5 separate regions of the Homo sapiens genome follow, and all the other regions are linked to region 5. The links are chromatin loops, found by intact Hi-C in ENCODE. Cell type or tissue: B cell. All regions are shown on one strand.

Region 1 (5,000 bases), 700 kb before region 5:
GTCATATCTTGAATGTTTTTCTGATTAGAAATTTCTTCTACCAGATACCCTAAATCATCTCTCTCAAGTTCAAAGTTCACAGATCTCTAGGGCAGTGGCAAAATACCGTCAGTCTCTTTGCTAAAGCATAGCAAGAGTCACCTTTATTCCAGTTCCCAAGAAGTTCCTCATCTCTATCTGAGACCACCTCAGCCAGGACTTCATTGTCCATATCACTATCAGCATTTTGCTCAACACCATTCAACAAGCCTCTAGGAAGTTCCAAGCTCTCCCACATCTTCCTGTCTTCTTCTGAGCTGTCCAAACTGTTCTAACCTCTGCCCATTACTTAGTTCCAAAGTCATTTCCACATTTTTGGGTATCTTTATAGCAATACCCCACTCTCTGCAGTACCAATTAACTGTATTAGTCCATTCTCACGCTGCTATAAAGAAATACCTGAGACTGGGTGATTTACAAAGGGACAAGTTTTAATTGACTCACAGTTCCACATGGCTAGGGAGGCCTCAGGAAACTTCAATCGTGGCAGAAGGTGACAGGGAAGCAGGGACCTTCTTCACATGGCAGCAGGAGAGAAAAGAGTGAAGAGCCAAGGGGGGAAGCCCCTTATAAAACCATCAGATCTCACTCACTATCATGAGAACAGGATGGGGGAAACCACCCCCATGATCCAATCACCTCCCACCAGGTCTCTCCCTAGACAGATGGGGATTCTGAAGATTACAATTCAAGATGAGATTTGGGTAGGGACACAGCCAAACTATATAGGTTTGGATCTGTGTCCCTACCCAAATTTCATGTCAAACTGTAACCCCCAGTGTTGGAGCTGGGGCCTGGTGGGAGGTGGTTGGATCATGGGGGTTGTTTCTTATGAATGGTTTACAGCATCCTCTTGGTGCTGTTCTCCTGATAGTGAGTGAGTTCTTGCGAAATCAGGTTGTTTAAAAGTGTGCAGCACCTCCCTACTTGCTCTCTCTTCCTTTTGCTCCCACCATGTGAGATGCCTCACTCCCCACTTGTCTTCCACCATAATTGTAAGTTTCCTGAGGCCTCCCCAGAAGCTGAGCAGATGCCAGAATCATGCTTCCTATACAGCCTGTGGAACTGTGGGCCAATTAAACTTCTTTTCTTTATAAACTATGCAGTCTCAGGCATTTATAACAATGTTAAAATGGCCTAATACAATAATCCTCTACACATTGGGGACCAATGCTTCTCTATAACCTGTTAAAGGATGCAAATTTAAAACATATAATCCTATATCAAACTAATGCTACCATTATCAAAGATACTATAGTGATTATGGTACAAACACTAACTTCCTTAAAACTTCTGTGATTAACTCAGATAGTTTTTTTAGTTCACATCTAGAATATTATACATCATACTAGTTTTAAAAACTAGTTTAAAAAAACATAATTGAGCTAGAAACAATCCAAATATGTACCAATGTTCAAAGGAATTGGTAGCTCCCCAAATATATTAGGACTCTTCACTTTGAAAGACAAAATCTTAAAGATATGATTATAATCTTTAAGAAGGCTATAGACGAGATAAACAGATTTTTTTACCAAATTTTAATTTACTAGATTTAGGGGGCACGCCCTGACACTAGAGTTACATTAAAGATAATAAAATACTGCTTTATCCAATAAAGTAAATGTATGGAAGTCATTATTCCAAGACCAAACACAGGTTTAGATAAATTAATGACTATAAGAGTCATAAGATAAGTATTATTGAGGACATGTTTCTATCATTGAATGTGATTGTAACTAATTGGCATGACTATCTCTTTGGCATACCTCTTGGTGACATGATGAGAGACGGAATATTAGGCTGGGTAGATGAGGGATGTGATTTAATGTGGTAACTCAGATGCTTTTATTTCAAATTATTTTAAGACTGTGTACTTAAAGTATTTGAGTATTAAGTATCTATTAAAGACTTATGATTTTAATGTTTTTACATTTTCAAAACCTGTGTAATACTGAAATGAATGTGAAATTATCACAGAATAAGTTTTAGTCTCCCATTCCTTAGAAAGCCATTTTAATTTTTAAAAATTGCAAAGGAGTCACAGTACAAGCTAAACCTAGGACTTTTCAACTTAACTCTACAATCATCAAAATCTAAGCTTCTTAACTGCCACTAAAATTGAGATTAAGAAGTATATATTAAGATTTAGATTTGATTTTTTTGAAGAGTGACTAAGTAAACTAAGAGAAGGAGCAATACATTCTTAAATTGTTTTTAAAAAACAAAATCCCATAAAACATAAGTAGCTGGGGAAAAACAGCAGTACAGTAAGTCGACATAAGACAAAGGAACATCCCACAGGAAACACTGTTGTCATTCCTCTAAAAGTCCACACGGTGTCATCATCACACCATGAATAGTTGCTTTCTTAGGTTAAAAAACTTCTAAACATAGAAACTAAATTTTCTTTTTGAACATAGTTCCAGACACGATCTTCTCACCAGATTTATCAAATCCCACACTTATACACTATCAAGGAGTATACTGAAATGACAAATTATTTTTATAATTTAAAAATAACCTCTCATTTGCCAAATGAATGAACACATAAAGCTGATTATCTTCTTTTTCTATCTCCAAAGCAATGTCTGTATACATGTCACATTTTATACAGACAATCATTCTCAGTCTCTTCTGAAAATAAGAAAACGTTCTAATTCTAATTGCTACATAACAAAGATCTAGAAAGAAAAATTGGTGGAAGGCATCTGTGGGATGTTCCCAGAGGTTTATAATGTAAATTTTTAAAAGACTCAATACAACAAATTACTCAACACTAAAAAGTTGAGATTGATGTTGCCAAATTGAGTTCATTGGATTCATACTCAAAAAAAAAACAACACAAAAACGAAACAAAAAAAAACCACTGTCAAACCTAACTCAAAAAGAACTAAATTCTGAACCCCTTAATCACTTAATGCCTTAAATCCAAAAGTGTGTGAGAGAAAATGTAGAAAAATTCATAGACTCAGACAGTTTCTTTTAATCATTTCTTAACAGTAGCATTTTGGTAAAAGAATTTGAATTCAAATTATAGTTGAATTTCATAGCAAAATTTTAGGATTTTAGCCTTATGTTCTTTCTCCAAATTATCATGGTTATAAAAAATAACCACTACGCTTTAAGATAAATTGGGAAAGATGATTATCTAATATGTTCAATCATACATCAGATGTATTCAATCACATGTGTTCTCCTGTATTTACTATGACAGACCACTGCAATACCAAGTCCAGTTCATCTGCAGTGCCCTAGCATACAAAATTTATTATCCCCCATAAACCCGCATTATGTCCCTTTAAAGGAACACACACACACACACCCAAACTCGAGTATGGTTTTGAAACATGCTACAGGCTGCAGACATCTGCTATAATTCAGGAGTGCAAAACCAAACAGAAATCTAACTCAGAAGTCCTCAACACTCAATGGAGTTTGAGTCTCTGTAACCTCTCAAGGTGGGAATATTGCTTCTTTGCCTTTGGCGGAAAAAAAAAAAGAGTTACCTTATATTGTATGATATGCCACCTCAAATTCTTATCTCAAAGTGACTTTGACTCCAAAAGAATAATTAAACCAAAAAATTCCCCTTAATTATACTCCTACAAAGTTGTTTAATAAGGGAATTACTTAATTTTGTGAACATCAAAGTTGGGCTGATTTTAAAATTATTACGATTAGTAACAAAAAATAAACATCGTATTGACTGTTAAACGTGTGAAAGTATGTATGTATATATGTATAGATGGAGAAAAAAGATTGAAATAATGTACACCAAAATGTTAACAATGATTTTGGTATATTTAAATTTATTTTCTATAAATTTTCCACAGTAAATATAAATTAACTATAAAGTGGAAATGATTTTTAAAGTAATTCAATTCCATAAATCCTTCCTAGATTGGTATTAAACAGAGACAGCATTTTTATGTTGAAATTTGTACCCAAACCTTTAGTTAGGCCACAAATATTAAGATTTACCTTAAATATGTATTTCCCATGTCAACAACTGTGTATTTTAAAACCACCAAATTCTAGAACTAAGGAAGGCTTTATGGCCTTTCATTAATTTTATCACTTAAGCTATAAAAATGGATATATATTTATATATAACCTTTACATATTCTTTCAACTTATCGTTCTCGGCTTCCCTTTTATGAATTTGGATCTGTAGTCGTTCATGTACTACTTTTACTGATTGGGAAAAACGGTTTGCTTTCAAAGTATTTGCCTGTAACAAAGAGAAAGAGAAAACCAAAAAAATCCATATTATTTGCTGTATCCCCAGCCCAATATCTTTAATTTTACCCTGATTTAGGCACAATCTAAACAGCTGATAAAAAGCAAAGCACTACTTTACATAAACTGCCGCCCCTATTACAAATGTATTTCATGCCCAACCAGGGCTAAGTTTTATCCCCCAACATTTTTTATTTAATGGCTTTCTTTTTTAAAATTCCCATCTATCTTTCTAAATAAAGGTATGGGTATACCTAAAATGCTCCTACAAACACTAAAATTCCTTAATTTGTTCCCCAACTGAAACACAATACAAATTTAAAACAGTTCCTATATGAAGTGATTTATGCCAAGTATCCTGACAAACACCATAAAAACCCTAAAAAAACTTAATAAAATTAAGATGTTATATTTGATAGGTAAAACCTGTAAAATATCCAAATAATCTAGAATTTCAAAACACTTTTCTGTGTTTATTTCTGAGGAGTTGGGGCCAGGATGGGAAAAAAAAGGGAGTCAATATTAATATAATGAATTAAGCTCAAAAGCTCAAATTTTGCTTACCTTTTCACTCTGAAACAAACAAGAAAGTTCTTGGATATGGGCCTCCTTTTCAAATACCTTCTTCTTAAGATTCTTGAGCAAATATAAAATAAGAATTAGGAATTTCACAACTTGGATAATATTGGCTAACTTTATAAAACCAAGCAGCATGCAAATAA
Region 2 (5,000 bases), 120 kb before region 5:
GGTGAATTACAAAAACCAACAACAACAACAAAACAAAACTACAGCTCTGAGATTCCTAATGATCATTGAAAAGAGAGGCTAGTCTGTACAATAAGATTTTTTTTTCAAAGTAAATATAGGTTATAGGTAGTTGTAGATAAGTTTTTGGATTGGAACATACAGTTTTATTTTTTTCCCAAGCATTCTCTAAAAGATATGAAGTCATATATCCATTGCCTAAAGTCAGTAAGTTCCATAAGTGAAAATAATTGATTTCTTCAATTGATAATTGATTTCTTCTCTTCCAAGGTAGTGATTCTCCTCTAGTCTTCAACCCCTAGAAAAAGGTGGTAGTATAGAAAGAGGTGGTATTGCTGTATTTATTTTTGGATAAGCTAAAAGCAGGGGGCTAATTCTCTATTAGTAGCTAAAAACAAAAAGTCCTGAGAAAGTTCGAATTTTTTTTCATATTTTTCTGTCAGAAGGTACAGAAAAATTGTGTTTATTAAATCTTTTTTTTTGTATTTTTTTTTTTTAATTGATCATTCTTGGGTGTTTCTCGCATAGGGGGATTTGGCAGGGTCATAGGACAATAGTGGAGGGAAGGTCAGCAGATAAACAAGTGAACAAAGGTCTCTGGTTTTCCTAGGCAGAGGATCCTGCGGCCTACCGCAGTGTTTGTGTCCGTGGGTACTTGAGATTAGGGAGTGGTGATGACTCCTAAGGAGCATGCCGCCTTCAAGCATCTGTTTAACAAAGCACATCTTGCACTGCCCTTAATCCATTTAACCCTGAGTGGACACAGCACATGTTTCAGAGAGCACCGGGTTGTGGGTAAGGTCATAGATCAACAGCATCCCAAGGCAGAATTTTTCTTAGTACAGAACAAAATGGAGTCTCCTATGTCTACTTCTTTCTACACAGACACAGCAATAATCTGATTTCTCTATCTTTTCCCCACGTTTCCCCCTTTTCTATTCAACAAAACCGCCATCGTCATCATGGCCCGTTCTCAGTGAGCTGTTGGGTACACCTCCCAGACGGGGGTGACAGCCGGGCAGAGGGGCTTCTCACTTCCCAGAAGGGGCGGCCAGGCAGAGGCGCCCCCCCCCCCACCTCCCGGACGGGGCAGCTGGCCGGGTGGGGGCTGGCCCCCACCTCCCCCCCTGGACGGGGCGGCTGGCCGGGCGGGGGCTGCCCCCCACCTCCCGCCCGGACGGGGTGGCTGGCCGGGCGGGGCGGCTGGCCTGGCGGGGGCTGCCCCCCACCTCCCGGACGGGGCGGCTGCTGGGCGGAGACGCTCCTCACTTCCCAAATGGGTCGGCTGCCGGGCGGAGGGGCTCCTCACTTCTCAGACAGGGCGGCCGGGCAGAGACGCTCCTCACCTCCCAGACGGGGTCGCGGCCGGGCAGAGGCGCTCCTCACATCCCACACGGGGTGGCGGGGCAGAGGCATTCCCCACATCTCAGACGATGGGCAGCCGGGCAGAGACGCTCCTCACTTCCTAGACGGGATGGCGGCCGGGAAGAGGCGCTCCTCACTTCCCAGACGATGGGCGGCCAGGCAAAGACACTCCTCACTTCCCAGACGGGGTGGCGGCCAGGCAGAGGCTGCAATCTCGGCACTTTGGGAGGCCAAGGCAGGCGGCTGGGAGGTGGAGGTTGTAGCTAGCCGAGATCACGCCACCGCACTCCAGCCTGGGCAACATTGAGCACTGAATGAACGAGACTCTGTCTGCAATCCCGGCACCTCGGGAGGCCGAGGCTGGCAGATCACTCACGGTTAGGAGCTGGAGACCAGCCCGGCCAACACAGCGAAACCCCGTCTCCACCAAAAAAATACGAAAACCAGTCAGGCGTGGCGGCACGCGCCTGCAATCGCAGGCACTGGGCAGGCTGAGGCAGGAGAATCAGGCAGGGAGGTTGCAGTGAGCCGAGATGGCAGCAGTACAGTCCAGCTTCGGCTCGGCATCAGAGGGAGACCTTGGAAAGAGAGGGAGACCGTGGGGAGAGGGAGAGGGAGAGCTGTGTTTATTAAATCTTAAAGCTAAATATCTTTAAGAATATTCTTTAGTAATTGCTTCCTTTCTACACACAGACACACATGTATATTTATTTATCATGAGTAAGTGACAGGTGATTCAGTGCCAATCTGAGTTCCTAAAGGTTACACAGTTCAATTTATTTGTTTTTATTGTTTTGTGATTAGCAGCAATAATGTTAGTAATAGTAGATACACTCTCTTCATATGTGAAGACTGATGATGTCCCGTGTGCTTAGAGCTATTTTTCTAGTAGTCATGGTAGATTTGCACTAGTTTACTCATTCTAGATCTCCTTTAAACATTATACATTTGTAGTATTACTGATAATGTGTGTAAATGACTGATCTGCTAGCCAAGATTAGGTGTGTCTGGGTCATATTTTAAGTGATCCCCTTAATTTCAGACTTGTTTCAAAAAGGATTTTATGCATCTTTCAGTAATAGAGTAAGACAAAGTAATTAGCTAAGGAAATCAGGATGACTGGAAAATGAGCACAATTGAGTGGCATTTTGTGCCTGGTACTTTTCTGACCATCTACTGGCTCTCTCTTGTTCCTTCACCTTACCCTGCTTGGGGGCTTATCTCTGCTTGGTTCCTTACCATTCATTCATTAGTTCCCACTTGAGGCATGGCATTTATCCCAAAATTCTTGAACCTCGGTGGGCTTTTCCCCCCTCTGCACAGCTCCTAAGGGACTAAGGTACTAGGGCATCTTATTTTTTCTTTTGTGGCCTTCCAGAATAGTTCCTTGCTGCCCTCTTCTGGCTGAGACCTTAGGGTGTTGTTGAGCAAATTTTGGTTTTTAATCCTTTAAATTCCAGCAATATTTTGGATAAACCAGTGGTTCTCAAGCCTGGCTGCGTATTAGAATCACTCTGGGGAGTTTTAAGAAAACTACCACTGTGTGGGCCCCACTTTTGGAGGTTCTGATTTAATTGGTCTTGGGGTGGAGGTGGGAGGCTGGTTTTTTTTTAGGGGATTAAAATCTCTAGCCAGTGATTAAGATCTAACCACTAGGATAAATGACCCTTGGAATCCTGAAGGGCTTGTGCTACTTAGATATAGTCCTCACATTTTTAGATATCATAATGGATTTTTAAAAAATAGCATTAAAGTTAGAAATACAGGAGTATTTCTACCCTCTCAGGAAAAGAATAGTTTATACAAGGAATGATATGAATAAGCAATAGGATCTAAGGTCTTTGTAGTGTCTACTAATACCAGAAGAGATTTTGGGAAGATACTTTGTGTTATCATTTGCCTGTTTGGTTTTCTGTTTCTCAATTTTCATTTCCTCTGTTTCTGTTTTAAGGGCCAAGCCACAGGCTTCTGCATGAGTTTGGCCATTGACAGATACTAGCGGAAGATTGGAGGACAGGTAGAAGGGAGAAGCCAGGGTATTTTTTGGTTGTCATGTCTGGTAAAGGCTATTTCTCTGGTAGGGGCTTCTTGTCCTTTGTGACTTTAGCTCTTATCAGAGAGCTCCTCCTTCCATGGTCCAAATGTGTGCTGGAAAATTTCCTGTATTAGTAGCTATGTCTTCTATTAAATATATGGAGAGGTTTCTGTTTTTTTGATTGGACTCCTATTTGATGTACCCTGTAAATACTACAATATGCTTCTCTTTCCTCTCTTCTGTGTTTCTACCTTTCCTCCTATCTGTTCTTTGGTACTTTTCCTACTCCGGTGATAGCCACCTGAATTCTGAACAATATTTATAACAGTTAGGGTTAGGGGGCATTGCTCTTAAATTGGAGTCTCTAATTTTATGGAATGTTCTTTCTAAGTTTTACTTTTTTACTTTCTGAAACTTGTAAAGCATTCATACGATATTATTTCTTAGTTGGATTAGAAACGTGATGGGAAATAAAACTTTAATATGAACTTGTTGAATACAGTTTGTTAGTAGATACAATTTGTAATCATCCTGTTTTGTTTGTTTGTTTGAGGTAGAGGTCTTACAGCCCAGGCTGATCTTGAACTCTTGGGCTCAAATGATCCTAACCATTGAAACCTCTTGAGTAGCTGGTAGATTACCAGCACATGCTACCATGCCCAATTTATCATCTTTTTAATAATGCTTTTTGTTTGTTAATTATTTTGTTAAGAATACTGTTGCAGCTACTTTGTTTTTAACATTTTGACCCATGATACAAATCTCTCTTACTAAACTTTAGTTTGGGTCATTTAAAAAAATAATAGAGTGCATTCCTTTTTTTTTTTTGAGGCGGAATTTCGCTCTTGTTGCCCAGGCTGGAGTGCAATGGTGCGATCTCAGCTCACTGCAACCTCTGCCTCCCAGGTTTAAGCGATTCTCCTGCATCAGCCTCCTGAGTAGCTGGGATTACAGGCATATGCCACCATGCCCAGCCGGTTTTGCATTTTTAGTAGAGATGGGGTTTCTCCATGTTGGTCAGGCTGGTCTCGAACTCCTGACCTCAGGTGATCTGCCCACCTTGGCCTCCCAAAGTGCTGGGATTACAGGTGGGATTACAGCCACCATGCCCGGCTTATTTAGTCTTTGAAGGAGTATTAGGATCTTTAGTTTCTAAAAGTGGCGTATTAACTAGCTCTTTATTATGTAACCATTTGTACTATATTTCTTATTTTTTAATTTTTAAAAATTTCAAGAGCTTTTGGGGTACAGGTGGTTTTTGGTTACATGGGTGGATTATATCGTGGTGAATTCTGAGATTTTAGTTTGCCTCTCACCAAAGTAGTGTACATTGTACCCAATATGTAGTCTTTTATTCCACATTCCCCTCCCCTTCTCCCCCTACTGAGTCTCCAAAGTCCATTACATCACCCTGATTGGTTTTGCATACTCATAATGTAGCTCCTACTTATAAGTGAGAACATAGGGTATTTGGTTGTCCATTCCTGAGTTACTTCACTTAGAATAATGGCTTCCAGTTCCATCCAAGTTGCTGCAGAAGACATTATTCTGTTCCATTTTATGTCTGAGTAGCATTCCATGG
Region 3 (5,000 bases), 340 kb before region 5:
TTGAGATTAGCCTGGTCAATATGGTGAAACGCTGTCTCTACAAAAAAATACAAAAATTAACTGGGTGTGGAGGTGCATGTCTGTAGTCCCAGCTACTCAGGAAGCTGAGGCGAGAGAATTGCTTGCTTAAGCCCAGGAAGCAGAGGTTGCAGTGAGCCAAGATTGAACCACTGCACTACAGCCTGGGCAAAAGGAATGAACTCCTGTATCAAAAAAAAAAAAAGGAGTTCCTGATTGTTCTTTTTTCCTCTCAGTTAAAAGGAAGCAAGCTCATCAACTGAGTGTAATGGTTATGGGGAGAACTGCTGAAATTTTGAGGATGGGCAAGAGGGTATGAAATAGTCATCAGGGGAATGAAAGTGAAAGTGAATGGAGTAGAGAAATGTAGTATCATTGCCAGGTGGCATGTGGACCCACTTGAGGTTCCTAGTCATAAATTGAATGTAAAACAAAGCTTTTCTGTGTTTCTCCTGTTAAAGTAGATGCATGGATACTGAATAGGTAAATAGGTTTTTACCAAATCAGTACAATGAAGTGAGTGGCATAAGAAATGAGAGCATATCTAAGAGTTATTATAATAATTAACTATGGACATGAAGAAGGTGTTGGTAGGATCATAGACCCTGGTAGGCTTGTTGATGTGAGAGCACTTGAAAGAAAAAGGCGATGGTCAAAGAATGGGATAGTAGAAACTATTATTATTGGAAGGGTTGTGGTTACTGGAATTGGTAAGATCTAGATGTGACTGTGGGAATAGGTGGCTGAACTAGGATCAGGTATGAAGTCACTAGAAGAGAAGAGTTCGAGGATCTAAGAGGCTAAAGGGTTGGAAGAATTGTCCATTTGGATATTAAAGTCACCAAGAATTAAGTAAGAGATAATGTCAGTGAGCCAGGTGATAAAATCTTCTAGAAATGAAAGTAAGGGAATGAGGCATCTGTAGGTGATTGCAGTAAGAGATACTGGGTATCTCTTTTTTTAAAGAGTTGGGAATGATACAATAGATGGAGAAAATGTAATATGGGAAGGAAAGATAATATGATAAAATGTAATATGATAAAATATGATAATGTGGGAGGAAAAGATGATGTGCTATAGTTGAATAACATGAAGTTGAAGGATTGGCTAGAATTGTTTAGGGAAAAGAGTCTAAAAACAGTGATGAAGAACATAAGACTCCTCCATTGACCTCTAGGTTCAGTGATAAAAGAGGAGTATGGGAGATAAACGCTAGCACTGGAGGATGAAGGGAAGGTTTAGAGAAGAGGTTAAGGATACAGGGAATTTTGCTGATGACTGAAATGATTTCCAGATGGTATAGTGCTCGTGAAGAGAAAAGAGGACTTTTCTAGTTTAATGAATTTATTAAAACTTTGAATTTTTGTAGATCATTTTTTAGCTTAGAAATGGTTGAATTAGAATGATGTCAGACCAGCTATTTTGTACTGTTTTATATTTGGTATTATTGGGGAAACTAGCCTTAAAATAAACTGAAAATTCTAATTATCTTCAAATTATTTATGAGCACATTAATCACAAAAATCACTAATTTCTAATAGAAAATTTTTCTAAAAAATAGCACAAATGAACTTGTAAAATTTGTCCTATTCTACCATTGAGTCTTCAATTTCATTGAGATAATTAGCAGTCATATTATTTGAATGTCTACCTTCTCACTATGTGTATGTCCTTAAGGGAATAGTATCATTTCATCTTACGTCTTCTGCTTCTCATAGTCATGCTGAACATGTAGATACAAGTAAATAATACTTACATGTAAATGACAATAAATATTTTATTTGAATAGGAAAATGTGATTGGACCAGTTTATGAAAAAAAGGTTTAGTTATTCAAATATTTCTCAAAGAATTAAATTAAGAAAGCCTCATACTTGTAGTATCTAATATTTAAGTAGTTTTTCATCAATATTTTTATTTAGTAATTTATAAAGAAAAGATTAAGAAAACATTCTAATGGAAGTTTTTTGGGGAAAAAAGTATAGCCATTAATTTTAAGTTAATATTATAAGGACAGTTTTGAAACAGACTTTCAAGGATTTATATTTGAATACCACCTGAATTGTCTCTAGTATAATTGGCCCAAGAGGGAAAAGGAAGATAGATATACTTTGTCATTAACGTATTATTAATATCTATAAATCTTTTCCAATGTGAAGGTTGGTAGAAAGTAAACAGCGCCACCGAGTGGTGGTATTAAGGAGCTTTAGTCACTTGGAAATAAATAATTCGCTGCTTTCTTTTCAACAGTTTTCCATCCAATTATCTTAGTAACAACAATCAGACTTCTGTGACACCTGTACCATCAGTTTTACCAAATGCGATTGGTTCTTCTGCCATGGCTTCAACAAGTGGCCTAGTAATCACCTCTCCTTCCAACCTCAGTGACCTTAAGGAGTGTAGTGGCAGCAGAAAGGCCAGGGTTCTCTATGATTATGATGCAGCAAACAGTACTGAATTATCACTTCTGGCAGATGAGGTGAGTATTGTGGGTATGAGAAGGAAAATATATCACGAATTGACATACCTTCTAATATTATAACAAAATGCAAATTCCTCATTAGTTATTTGGAAATGGTTTCATAGATTACAGATAGTTATATTAACATAAAATTTTAATTAATATTCTTTAATAGAATATCATAGAAATATTTAAAACTTTTAACTGCCAAATAACTTGAAGATGTATAAAACTCCCTCCAATAAGATCCTTTATCTAGGCCAGACATGGTGGCTTACACCTGTAATCTCAGCACTTTTGGGAGGCCAAGGCAGTGGGATCACTTGAGGCCAGGAGTTCAAGACCAGCCTGGGCAACATAGCGACACCTCATCTCTACAAAAAATATGAAAAATTAGCTGGGCATGGTGGTGTGCGCCTGTAGTCCCAGCTACTCAGGAGGCTAAGGTGGGAGGATCGTTTGAACACGAAAGGTCAAGGCTGCAGTGAGCCGTGATCATGCTGCTGCACTACAGCCTGGGCAACAGAGTGAGACCCTGCCTCAAAAAACTAATAATAATAAATAAATCCTTTGTTTTTCAGCACAATTGATAATAACGTTTAAAGTCCTTTTGGTGAATAATTTAAACAAATTAAATACAAATCTGATTGGTTTTCTACTTGTTTATTTTTTTAATGTAGTTAATAACTGGAAGTATTTTATTTTGCAGGTGATCACTGTGTTCAGTGTTGTTGGAATGGATTCAGACTGGCTAATGGGGGAAAGGGGAAACCAGAAGGGCAAGGTGCCAATTACCTACTTAGAACTGCTCAATTAAGTAGGTGGACTATGGAAAGGTTGCCCATCATGACTTTGTATTTATATACAATTAACTCTAAATAAAGCAGGTTAAGTATCTTCCATGTTAATGTGTTAAGAGACTGAAAATACCAGCCATCAGAAACTGGCCTTTCTGCCAATAAAGTTGCATGGTAAATATTTCATTACAGAATTTATGTTAGAGCTTTCATGCCAAGAATGTTTTCTTACAAAATTCTCTTTTTATTGAGGTTTCACTAATAAGCAGCTTCTACTTTTGAGCCTCAACTTAAAGCAGAACTGTTTTCTACTGGATTTTTCATTAACAGCAAGCTTTTTCTTTTATGTAAAATAAATCTATTGTGAATTGATATCAGCGACTCATTTATTAGGTATAAATAATAGCCAAAGAATAAAATTAAAATTTATTTTAAACTTTCGGTCTTAAAAAGAGCTGTAGGATATAAACCTCTTTTGTGAAAAGTAGAATTTTCTGAATGCTTTCATAGACAAAAACGCATTTAAACTATGTTTACCTGGTTTTCCAACAGAAATCAAATGATTTTAATATTATGTTTTGATGGGTTATTTTCAGAGTTGTTTGGTTTTTTAAACACTACTGAATGGTTTCTTTTAAATTTAAGAACAACTAGTTCTTGAAAAGCAATACCGTATTTCTCTGATAAATTTGTAGTTAAGGTTCTAGAAAATCTAGGACAAATTTACTTCATTAAACATAAAGTTTTTAAGATTATTCAGTTGGCACAATTTAATGCATAATTGGGATTGGATCCATTTACTGTACTGTGGTACAGTAAAGAGAATGTGTTCTTATTGAACAGCAGATTTGTATACAAATACGGAATAATGCAACTACATTATAAATTGTATACGAACAAAATAAATTGGGTCACTCTGAGCTTACTATTAAAACATTGAAAATTTATTAATGAACACAGGCTATCTTGATGAGGATCTCTGCTTATGAAACACATACTAATGAAATTATTAGTGACACATTGGAAGCTAGAAAATTGCTGTTGGGGCCATTGCTATAAATCATTGTTTCCATGTTAAGACTTCTGTTCTAATTCATTCATTCAACAAACATTTGTTGAGGGCCAGATACTGTGCTGGTCAACTGGGGATACTGTCCTGAACAATATGCACACAGTTCTTGCCCCTGCAGAGCTTAAAGACCATTAAAGGATACAGAAAATTAAGCAATTATCCTATAGTAGGATTCGTGGTGTGATGGGGAAAATACAAGGTACTGTATTTGGGAGTCATGTAACTCCAGTTTTGGGAGTGAGAGAGGGTCTGGGGAAGAACTGTTCCAGATAAAAAGATGTGTAACCAAGATAGCATAGCACATTCTGACAACTAAAGCAATTTACTCTAACTTAAGCATGAAGTACAAAAGTATAGTTCATTTATTGAGGGAATGTTAAGCTATTAAAATGATACTTTTTGGTACTTTTAAAAAAATGAATACTTAAACACCGTTTTAAAATTTTGTGTTAAGAGCTCCTAATAAGAACTTGGTAAACATGTTGACAATTTAACTCACAGTCTAAACTTTAAAAGTAGTAGTTACCCTTTTATTTCTGTGCCATGAGACAAATTCTTCTGCAGTTTTATAGTTGTACAAGATGTTTTGACTCACTCTCAATTGCCATATTCTTAAAGAAACCCTGAAAAGCTGCTCAAGCTGGTCAGTTTTC
Region 4 (5,000 bases), 250 kb before region 5:
GATTTCTCACAAGGGAAGCATAAATATGGAAAGAAGAAAACTTGAACAAACCCTTGGGTGTTGAATTGAAATTGGAGGTATTGAAGTTCTTGGTTTTCAATATGTACAAATAGAGAAATAGAGATGTAAATGTGTGTGCATATACATGCATGTATTTTCCAGCTCTGTCAACTGAAAGGAACTGGGAGCAATGAGTACACCTACTACCCAGATGTTGGTTTGCAAACCCCTCTCTCCACCAAAAGGAACCAGGCCTCCTTGGAGAAATGGCTGATTCCAGGATTGGGGCAGGGAAATTACAAGATGAGTCTAGACTATCTATCTTTTTATGGCCAAAAATAAGGAGGTGTTCAAGCAAGATGAGGACATGTTAAAAGGACACAAAAGGCAGCTTGAAGGGGCTCCCACTGGTCAAATCTGCAACAATTCATACATCAAAAAATGCCAGTAGTAATAAAGCATAATCTATTGAACTAAATAAGAAACCCATGAGTCCACATTGGTATAAATAAATGAATTATTCCATAAAGGGGGAGGAGAGAAACTTCCTTTGTGTATTAGAAAGCCTACTAATAAATGTAAAAGGAGTTATAGAGTTAGAAAATCACCATTTGGCATCAGTAATAATTATAGCAACAATTAGGCAGGAAGCATCAAAGGATGCTAAAACTTACGTGTGAAAGTGGGGTAAGTAACAGGAATTTCCACAGTCTCAAAGTTGCTGAGGAGCAGAATCATAGCCCCTCAAAGATGTCTCCATTCAAATCCCCAGAACCTGTGAACAGGACAAGAGAGACTTTGCAGGTGTGAGTAAATTAATGATCTGGAGATGGGGAAGTTGTTCAGGTGGGTCTGATGTAATCACAGGGGTCCTTGTGAGTGAAAGACAGTAGCAACAGAATCAGAGAAGGAGATGAGATGATGAAAACAGGAGTCAGAGTCTGAGAAAGATTTGAAGATGCAACACTGCTGGCTTTGAGGATGGAGGAAGGGGCCAAGGAATAGAAGCTGGAGGAAACAAGGAAACAGATTCTCTTCTAGAGCCTCCAGAAGGAACGCAGCCCTGCTGACACCTTGCTTGTAGCCCAGTGGGACTCCTTTCAGACTTATGACCTTCAGAACTGTAAGATTATTAAAATTGTGTTGTTTTAAGTCACTAAGTTTGTGGTAATTTGTTGCAAAAACAATAGGAGACTAACACCATTACAAAAGAAAAAAAGTAAGTTTACAGTGGAGAAATCTTGACAGATACTATCTTAGTGAAAGTAACCAAAATTAACACCATCAGAAACAGTCCAATAAGGGTGTACTACCAGATAAGATAGTACAATCTTATTGTATGCAATGAAAAGACACAGCATCTGTTATATTTTAACCAAAAAATGCGTAATGAAAAGACACAGCATCTGTTATATTTTAACCAAAAAATGCCTAAACTGAGGCATAAGACAACATCAGACAAGCCCAAATTGAGAGACATTTTACAAAATGCCTGGCATGTAACTTTTTAAAATGTCAAAGTTATGAAGGTCAAGGATAGGGTGGCAATTTACAGATTGAAAGATACTAAAAACAAACAAAAAAAATGACAACTGGAGCAATGTATGACCCTGGACTGATTCTTTGCTACAAAGGAGCTGCTGAGGCAACTGAAAAAATTTAAATTGATACTGGGAGACGGATCAAGGGGAATTCTTTGTACTATTCTTATAATTTTTCTGTGTAGAACTGTTTCCAAAAAAAAATTTTAAGTGGATGATTGTCATGGTAATACGAGTCTTGCGCAAGCCTAATGGATAAAGGATGTCAGAGGATTGGTGGGAGATGGGCAGGGAGTATGAAACGTGAGGCTGGACAAGATAGCACATTTGTAGGATGGAGATAATGGCCTGAGAGTGTTTCTGATTTGACCGGTGAGGCCCTTGTTCCTGAATGGAAATTAGGCTGGAGCCAGCTTTGCCTGAGTCCCTGCGCAGTCAGAGCCTCATTTAGAAACTTGGAAAACATCAACGTGATGATTATTTTAACTTAATATGGCCAGCAGATGGCAGCAGGCAACTCAGGGAAAGAACAAGAGCGAGAGACCTGGAGATGGGAGGCCCTTGGTTGCTGCTTCAGCTCAGCCAGGAGAGAGCAAAGGCCGGCTGGCTCATTGAGTTGTTGGCCATCTTTGAATTAAAGGGTTCCTGCCAGGCAACAGAACCTCTGACGGCCCAACCTCACCCCCTGGACATCATGGCGGAAAGAGGAGGACTGAGAGAAATGTCTTCATTGTGTTTTAAAGAAAGAAACGCTTACTTTTTCCTAGTAATATAAAAAAGAAAAAGATAAGACATCATTTAATGGAACCTGAATTAGATGCGTCGAGAGACCCAAACATTAAGAACAGAAAGAGCTGGATTCACGAGTCATGGGGCCCAAAATGGCATCAAGTATTTCTGAGGCCGGGCGCAGTGGCTCACGCCTGTAATCCCAGCACTTTGGGAGGCCGAGGTGGGCGGATCACAAGGTCAGGAGATCGAGACCATCCTGGCTAACACGGTGAAACCTCGTCTCTACTAAAAATACAAAAAAAATTAACTGGGCGTGGTGGCGAGTGCCTGTAGTCCCAGCTACTCGGGAGGCTGAGACAGGAGAATGGCGTGAACCCGGGAGGCGGAGCTTGCAGTGAGCCGAGGTCACGCCACTGCACTCCAGCCTGGGAGACAGAGCAAGACTCCATCTCAAAAAAAAAAAAAAAAAAGTATTTCTGACAATGATAATAAAAATAGAGCCTCAGTTTATTTACCTGTAAAATGGGAACAGAGTATTTTGCAAATCAGATGAGTCAATATATGCAGAGTTTTTTATAATTTTTTTTTTGAAACAGGGTCTCACTCTGTCATCCAGGCTTTAGAGAGTTTAGAATAGTGACTGGCATGTGGTCAGTACTTAATAAAAATTACCTGCAATTATTATTATTTACTGAACACTTACTGTGGCCCAGGCATTCAGTTAAGTGTTTTATGTATGTTATATTATTTATTCCTTACAACAGTCTTTTACTATATATTTTATTAACTCAATTTAAAAATTTCAGACTCAGAAAATTTAAATAATTTACACATGTACCGAATGCCTATTAGGGACACTGTGCATTCAGTAGGAATAAGGACAGACATGGTCCCTGTCCTCCTGTAACAACCATCTGTCTAGTTGAGGGTCATATAGCTAGCCAGAGTACAGTCAGAATTTGAACCCCGGTCTCTCTAATTCAAAAGCCTTGCTCCTCTTTGGCTGCCTTCCATAATAAAAAGAGTGAATTGGCCGGGCGCAGTGGCTCACGCCTGTAATCCCAGCACTTTGGGAGGCCGAGGTGGGCAGATAACGAGGTCAGAAGATTGAGACCATCCTGGCCAACATGGTGAAACCCTGTCTCCACTAAAAATACAAAAATTAGCTGAGCATGGTGGCGTGTGCCTCTAATCTCAGTTACTCAGGAGGCTGAGGCAGGAGAATCACTTGAACCAAGGAGTTGGAGGTTGCGGTGAGCCAAGATTGCGCCATTGCACTCCAGCCTGGCGACAGAGCGAGACTCTGTCTCAAAAAAAAGTGAACTTTTACGGAATACCCATTGTGTGCCAGGAACTTTACATACTATGTAGTTTACATATTCCCCAACCAATGAAATAAGAATTATTGTCACCACCATTATACATATGAGGGGATATTCAGTGACTTGCCCAAAGACCATGCCACTAAGGAGCAAGCACAAATACGTTATGTATTTGAAGTCCATGCTCTTTCCATGGCAACACACTCTAGATGCTTCCTAGGGTTAGAAGGGATCTGCACCAGCATCATCCTCATTCTGTCCACAAGTTACATCAAAGTCCAACCCAGGCGGGTCATGCAATCAAAAAGATATCTTGGTAGTAAGGATCCTCTGAGATCTTCAGATTCAACTCTTTGAGCAACTTTTTTTTTTTTTTTTTTTGAGACAGAGCTTTGCTCTTATTGCCCAGACTGGAGTACAATTGTGCAATCTCGGCTCACCGCAACCTCCGCCTCCTGGGTTCAAGTGATTCTCCTGCCTCAGCCTCCTGAGTTAGCTAGGATTACAGGCATGTGCCACCTCACCCGGCTAATTTTGTATTTTTAATAGAGACGGGGTTTCTCCATGTTGGTCAGGCTGGTCTCGAACTCCCAACCTCAGGTGATCTGCCTGCCTTGGCCTCCCAAACTGCTGGGATTACCCACGTGAGCTGCCGCGCCTGTCCTGAGCAACGTATTTTAAAGTAGACACAGAAATCCCTATCAAAACTGGCACAGCAAACAAAGGGAATGTATTGGTTAAAGTAATAATTGGTTGATTGATGAAATACTCAAGGAATACTTCAGCTTCAGAAATGTCTTCATTAGGAACGAATTTCTCACTCTATCATTGGATGTCTTTCTTCTGTGCTGGCTCCATTCGCAGTCCATTAGAAAGAGAATTCTCGCAGCTGAGTTCTAACTCAATCTTTGCCACATTCAAACACAAGTCTTGGGTCTGATTCTCATTGGTCTAAATTGGGTCACCTGCTCATCACTGAACCAATCACTTTGGCCAATTAGGGCCTACCCTTGAAGCTGAAGATTGTCAACCTCTCTCACACCTGATGAGATTTAACAGCAGGGAGGGGTTATTCTCCAAATACAATTTGGGGCATCTTTCTACTCAAAGAATGAATGATTGTGGTGGTTGGATGACAAAAACAGCAGATGTCTCCCACACCTACATTCTAATCAAACTGAACTATTTTGTAGCGTCTGAGGCACATTCTCTACTTTCCTTCTGGCAGGCTGTTGGTCACATTCTTCTCTTGATTAGTACACATTGTTCTCTTGGAACACTTGATCTCCCCCTTCCAATATTTCCCAAACAATCCTCTCTGGCCTTCACAATTTAAATACTATCTCCTTATTTCCAATGGATATAATCCCTTCTTTCTCTGAGTATGAACACCTCTCACAGTTCT
Region 5 (5,000 bases):
AAAAAATTGAAATTATATCAAATATCTTCTCTGATCACAGTGGAATAAAACTAGAAACCAATAGCAAGACACATGGAAATTAAACAACGTGCTCCTGAGTGACCAGTGGGTCAATAAATTAAGAAGGAAATTTAACAATTTCTTGAAAGAAATGAAAATGGAAATACAGCCTTCCAAAATGTATGGGATACAGCAAAATCTGTGCTAACAGGAAAGTTTATTGCAATCAGTGCCTATATCAAAAAAGTAGACAAACTTCAAATAAACAACCTAGTGTTGCATCTTAAAGAGCTAGAAAAGCAAGAGCAAACCAAATCCAAAATGAATAGAAGAAATAATGATGATCAGAACAGAAATAAATGAAATTGAAACAAAAAAATACAAAAAGATGAGTAATCTCAGCATTTTGGGAGGCCGAGGCGGGCAGATCACGAGGTCAAGAGATCGAGACCGTCCTGGCCAACATGGTGAAACCCCGTCTCTACTTAAAAATACAAAAATTATCTGGGTGCTCTAGTCCCAGCTACTCAGGAGGCTGAGGCAGGAGAATCACTTGAACCTGGAAGGCGGAGGTTGCAGTGAGCTGAGATCGTGTCACTACATTCCAGCCTGGCGACAGCAAGACTCCGTCTCAAAAAAAAAAAAAAGAAAAAAAAGAAAAAAAAAGAAGGTTTTTTTGAAGAGATAAACAAAATCAAGAAACTTTTAGCCCAGGATAAAAAGGGAGACCTTACAACTAATACCACAGAAATTCAAAGGATCATTAGAGGCTACTATGAGCAACTATATGCCAATAAATTGGAAAACCCAGAAGAAATGAGAAGTCTTGCAGTAGTGTAGACATTATCCAGCTTCCTGGGCTTTTTTCACTTTGTGTTGAAGGGTACACATTGGATGAGATATCATTCATCCTCAGGAGAGGGTTTAGTTTAATATTGACCATCCTTAGGAAGCTTTGTTGGAGGAAAAAGAATACTTGAATTTGTACCTGACTCTTACTTCTGCCCACGTCTTTCACTACAGTATACTCCAAGCTTGTACTATATGATCTTCCCTGCTGTTTAGTTTATATAACACTGTTTTTTCAGACCTCAATGTAGCATCTTTCATTTCCCTCCTACATCACCATGTCCACATTAAATCTCAGCTTCTGGAAAACAGAGGTGAGTTGCTAAATATATCTTAAGCTCACTTTAGCCACCATCTTCAATGCCTTATTCTCTTTGCCTTCTTTTTTCCTCTCATTTTTGGCTGAAATACTAGAACTGATTTTCATAGAACCAAAGGTTTATAGGAAATAATCTACCATTAAGTGGCAGTTATAAAGACTTTTCATATTCAGCATGTAAAGTATGTTAAAGATGCAGGCTCTGGATTATTTAATTTTATATTTTGTTTCTGTTTCATTTGCAATTTGGTATTTTCATTCTGTTTGATGCCTTAGTTGAAGAATTGGAAAGAACATGAAAACCTCAAATCACATTTATTTGGCTCTTTCAGTTTCAGTGGGGAAAAAAATTGAAAATATCTGCTAAAATGACATTGTATACTTTCTAATGCAAACTAATTTTTATCTGCAATTCATTTTTCAGATTTTAATTTAAGGATGTATATGTGTATTGAGAGGCCAAGTAAGGCATATAACCATTTCCATTCTAAAAGCTTCATAATTTCTCTTAGTATGTGAGTTATTAATGCTTCCCCTAAAGATAAATTATCCCAGAACTCTTCCATTTTTCTCTAGTTCACATTCTCTGACATATAGCTATATCTGCACTGTTTCCCCTCCCTCACCTACCAATAGGCCTTTAACAGGAGGCAGCTATCATCATTCATTGATATTATTGAGTGTAGTGTAGTATGAAGTGTTCCAGAATATCTCCATGTGACTACCCCTATTCTATGATGTAAGTGAAAGATTGATAAGTTGTCAGAATTATGCAATTGACAGTTCTGTGTTTGAGAGGCTGAAGTCATAGCTTGCAGATGGTTTCGGTGCGGTACAGGTTGGTGGACCTCACTGCCCCCACTTTCTGCACTCTATCTAGGTTCTAAAAGAGATTCTTAACCACTTGCTATTTATCATGCAGAGATTTGCTTATCAAAAATGTATACCATTTTCCATTGAGAAATTGTATATCACTGCTTTGCAGCTAGTGATACTTAGGTTTATCAAATTCTATATTAACCAGTTTTAGACATATTAAAATATACTTATATAATTTTTCATATTAATTTTTGTGTACGTTAATTCCAATAAGTTAAATATTTAGAAATTTTAAATATTTTGACCTGTATTACATCTCTAATTTTATTAATCTTTTTATCAACAAGCTTGTGATATCTGCTCTTAACTCTTAAATATCTTCTGATAACCATCACCTTTTTAAAAATCATTTTGGTTTTAAATATTACTTTTTATTTGTTGAGTCATTAATAAAAATAAACTTTTATGAACAGCAAGCCTCTGAGAAGAAAACATTTGATATGCTGGAATGTTCCTGTATTGCCTGCTTTAGCATGTGTGTTGGCAGGGTGTAGATACATACACCCCCACAACGACCCTCCTCCCACCCTATGTAAATGTACTCACTCTACAGCATTGTAAAGGATTTCATTGTGCCATTTTGTTTTCAGAATCATCTTTCACTCTTTTGTGAGTATAATGATAGTAGCTGTCTCTATGATGAATTTTAATAGTTACAGATTACAGTATACTTTCCTTAGTCCAAACCTGTGTTTCAAGCTCTGTAAAAGTGGTTTTAGGTTTTTAAATTCCTATCTTGGAAATATTTTGCTATCATCAAATTTCATTTTCTTTAAATTGTATATAATGAATGTGTTCTCCCTTTTTAGGTGCGCTTTGTAAAGAATATAACTTCCTGGAAAGAGATGAAACCAGGATTTTATCATGGACACGTTTCTTACTTGGATTTTGCAAAGTAAGTTACACTGAAATGACACGCTAAAGAATGCTTTGTACTCTAGTAACCTAAAAAGGAATAAATTCATTAAATTGTTATGATTTTCTAATAAAAGAATGTACTGTCTTGCCTTTGCCAGTTTTAGATCTGTAATTTAAATATACCTTCTTAGTGTTTTACTGCCCTCTAGTGTTCATAAATTGGCAATTCTTATATTAATTACATATTAGTTATTACTCTTTAAAGTTTATTATTATTGTGTGTATATGCCTTGTACAACCAGAATGACACTACTTCAGGAGAGCTCAAGTTATAACCTAGAGGCCAGATTATGACTTACCACATCATTGAGAAAGCAAAAAAGCTCTCACTAAGTTATTGGTGCTCCAGTGTGTCTGCTTCTCACCCAAGACATACTGAAGTGTACACTTTCCCTTGGGCTACCTTATTTTAGCTTTAAAATTATGATGTATTACGAGGCTTTTTTAAAAAAAATTCATGATTTCCTCTCTCACCCCCCCTCTCCTTCTCCCTCTCTCCCTCTCTCCTTCTCTCTTGCTCTCTCTCCCTCCCTGTCACTCACTCACTCACTCACTCACTCACTCACTCCTGGACTCAGGTGATCCTCCTGCCTCAGCCTCCCAAAGTGCTGGGATTATAGGCATGAGCCACTGTGCCCGGCCTCTGTCATATTAATAGTTCTCTCAAGAAGGGTTCAGAAAACTATATGCCTACTCACAGTATTCAAGTACTATGTGGCTTTCTGTACAGTCTGTGCCACATTATTAATCAGAAAATTAATTAAACTTAATATTCCAAACATAACAGTCTTATGGATACATTTGAACTTTTTTGGTAGTACACATAGTACCATTGTAGTAAACCTCAAATCCAAATGTTTTCCCTAAGATTCTGCATTAACTTCAAAAACACTAAAAAAATTTTTTTTATTATTTAGCTTAGACATGTTTATTCAGTTTTTAAATTAGCTATTATGATTTCAGAGTAACACACCTTGATATATTGGTCAACTTTAAAAGGCATTTTTTATAAAATTTAAAATAAAAGTGATATCCCACTCTCAGTTTTACTTAATTTTGAAAAGAAAAAGTAGAATGAAGTATTACTGATTCAAACTGATAATCTTAACTTTTTGGGAAATCATGTAATTAAAAAAGAATCACCCAAATATTACATACATAAAGTGATATGTTCCTATTTCTAGTTCCTCTCATAGTACTCAAGATCTTTCAATCAAATTGTAGCTCTAAAGTTAGATGTATGTTTTTCTATAAATAATTCATACTGCAATATTGAAAATATTTTATAGGCAGCTTTAAAATAAACTAATTATTTTTTTCTTTGCATAGGCATTGAACCAATTTCATAAGCTTCGTTCATGTGCATATTTTCCCTCAGGGCTGCATTATCCTTGAATTGAATGTTTGTTACCCTTTCACCTAAATGATTTATTCTTTCCACACACAGCTTGGTTTCTAATAGTCTAGGTTTTCATTATTAAAATTATAAATTGAGTGCTTTTGCTTTTGGCAAAGTCTTATACTTAGAACAAAGCTCTGATATATGCTGAGGTTCTTGTAGTTGAAAAAATAAGGCTTTTTGAAGAGATTAATCTCATTTATTAAATGCTGACATGAATTTTTAAGCGTTTGAATATTTTCATAGTGAGTCTTATGTTATTTGAAGGGAAAAGTATTGTGAAAATTTTTCATAGATTTTTCCAAGATTTTAAATACCTAAACAAAATCAGCCTAGGTGAAATGTATTTTGATGTATCTATGTAATCAAGAACTGTTGTAGATGTAACTAGTATCCTCAAATATCTTTTAGCTTAATAGCCATATGCTCCATAAATGGGGAAGGAAAAGGAAAGAAACATCGCCTTACCAATTTTTTAGATTACAGTCGTTCCTGGGGTATGTCCAGGGTATTGGTTCTCGGACTGCCTGAGTATATAAAAATCGCATACTCAAGTCCCTCCGTTGGCCCTGTGAAACCCACGAATTTGAAAGTCACCCCTTGTACACGGGTTTCACATCTCTCAAGTACTGTATC

Evidence for each region. Hi-C counts contacts between places; a loop is a spot of excess contacts. Peaks named below come from ENCODE experiments on the same cell type or tissue, not always from the same donor. Only the 100,000 strongest peaks of a DNase experiment are listed, where the experiment ranks them.
Region 1: it touches region 5 in a loop (14-fold over the local background); 28 of 110 quality-filtered maps call a loop at or near these places.
Region 2: it touches region 5 in a loop (6-fold over the local background); 27 of 110 quality-filtered maps call a loop at or near these places.
Region 3: it touches region 5 in a loop (4-fold over the local background); 2 of 110 quality-filtered maps call a loop at or near these places.
Region 4: it touches region 5 in a loop (17-fold over the local background); 96 of 110 quality-filtered maps call a loop at or near these places.

The regions. Positions count from the first base shown.
Region 1 is chr1:86,378,089-86,383,088 of GRCh38, forward strand. It overlaps ODF2L (outer dense fiber of sperm tails 2 like), which reads right to left. Exons shown (of 17, transcript NM_001366781.1): 6 at 4,843-4,914; 7 at 4,154-4,270. Among named protein-coding and RNA genes, the nearest start is that of ODF2L, 16 kb to the right of the region's middle. In B cell, CTCF peaks have their summits at 2,361 and 2,575; a DNase peak (open chromatin) is centred at 2,383; H3K27ac peaks cover 426 bases.
Region 2 is chr1:86,962,663-86,967,662 of GRCh38, forward strand. All of the region lies in intron 1 of HS2ST1 (heparan sulfate 2-O-sulfotransferase 1), which reads left to right. Among named protein-coding and RNA genes, the nearest start is that of HS2ST1, 51 kb to the left of the region's middle. In B cell, CTCF peaks have their summits at 2,780 (motif pointing left) and 3,000; a DNase peak (open chromatin) is centred at 2,749.
Region 3 is chr1:86,739,941-86,744,940 of GRCh38, forward strand. It overlaps SH3GLB1 (SH3 domain containing GRB2 like, endophilin B1), which reads left to right. Exons shown (of 9, transcript NM_016009.5): 8 at 2,268-2,496; 9 at 3,188-5,000. The coding sequence ends at 3,295. Among named protein-coding and RNA genes, the nearest start is that of SH3GLB1, 38 kb to the left of the region's middle. In B cell, CTCF peaks have their summits at 2,196 (motif pointing left) and 2,402; a DNase peak (open chromatin) is centred at 2,221; H3K27ac peaks cover 921 bases.
Region 4 is chr1:86,831,736-86,836,735 of GRCh38, forward strand. No RefSeq gene overlaps it. Among named protein-coding and RNA genes, the nearest start is that of SELENOF, 80 kb to the right of the region's middle. RefSeq lists an enhancer at 2,028-2,177. In B cell, a CTCF peak has its summit at 2,034 (motif pointing right); a DNase peak (open chromatin) is centred at 2,056.
Region 5 is chr1:87,081,338-87,086,337 of GRCh38, forward strand. HS2ST1 (heparan sulfate 2-O-sulfotransferase 1) reads left to right here. Exons shown (of 7, transcript NM_012262.4): 3 at 2,857-2,942. Among named protein-coding and RNA genes, the nearest start is that of LINC01140, 46 kb to the right of the region's middle. In B cell, CTCF peaks have their summits at 3,107 (motif pointing left) and 3,309; a DNase peak (open chromatin) is centred at 3,114; H3K27ac peaks cover 269 bases.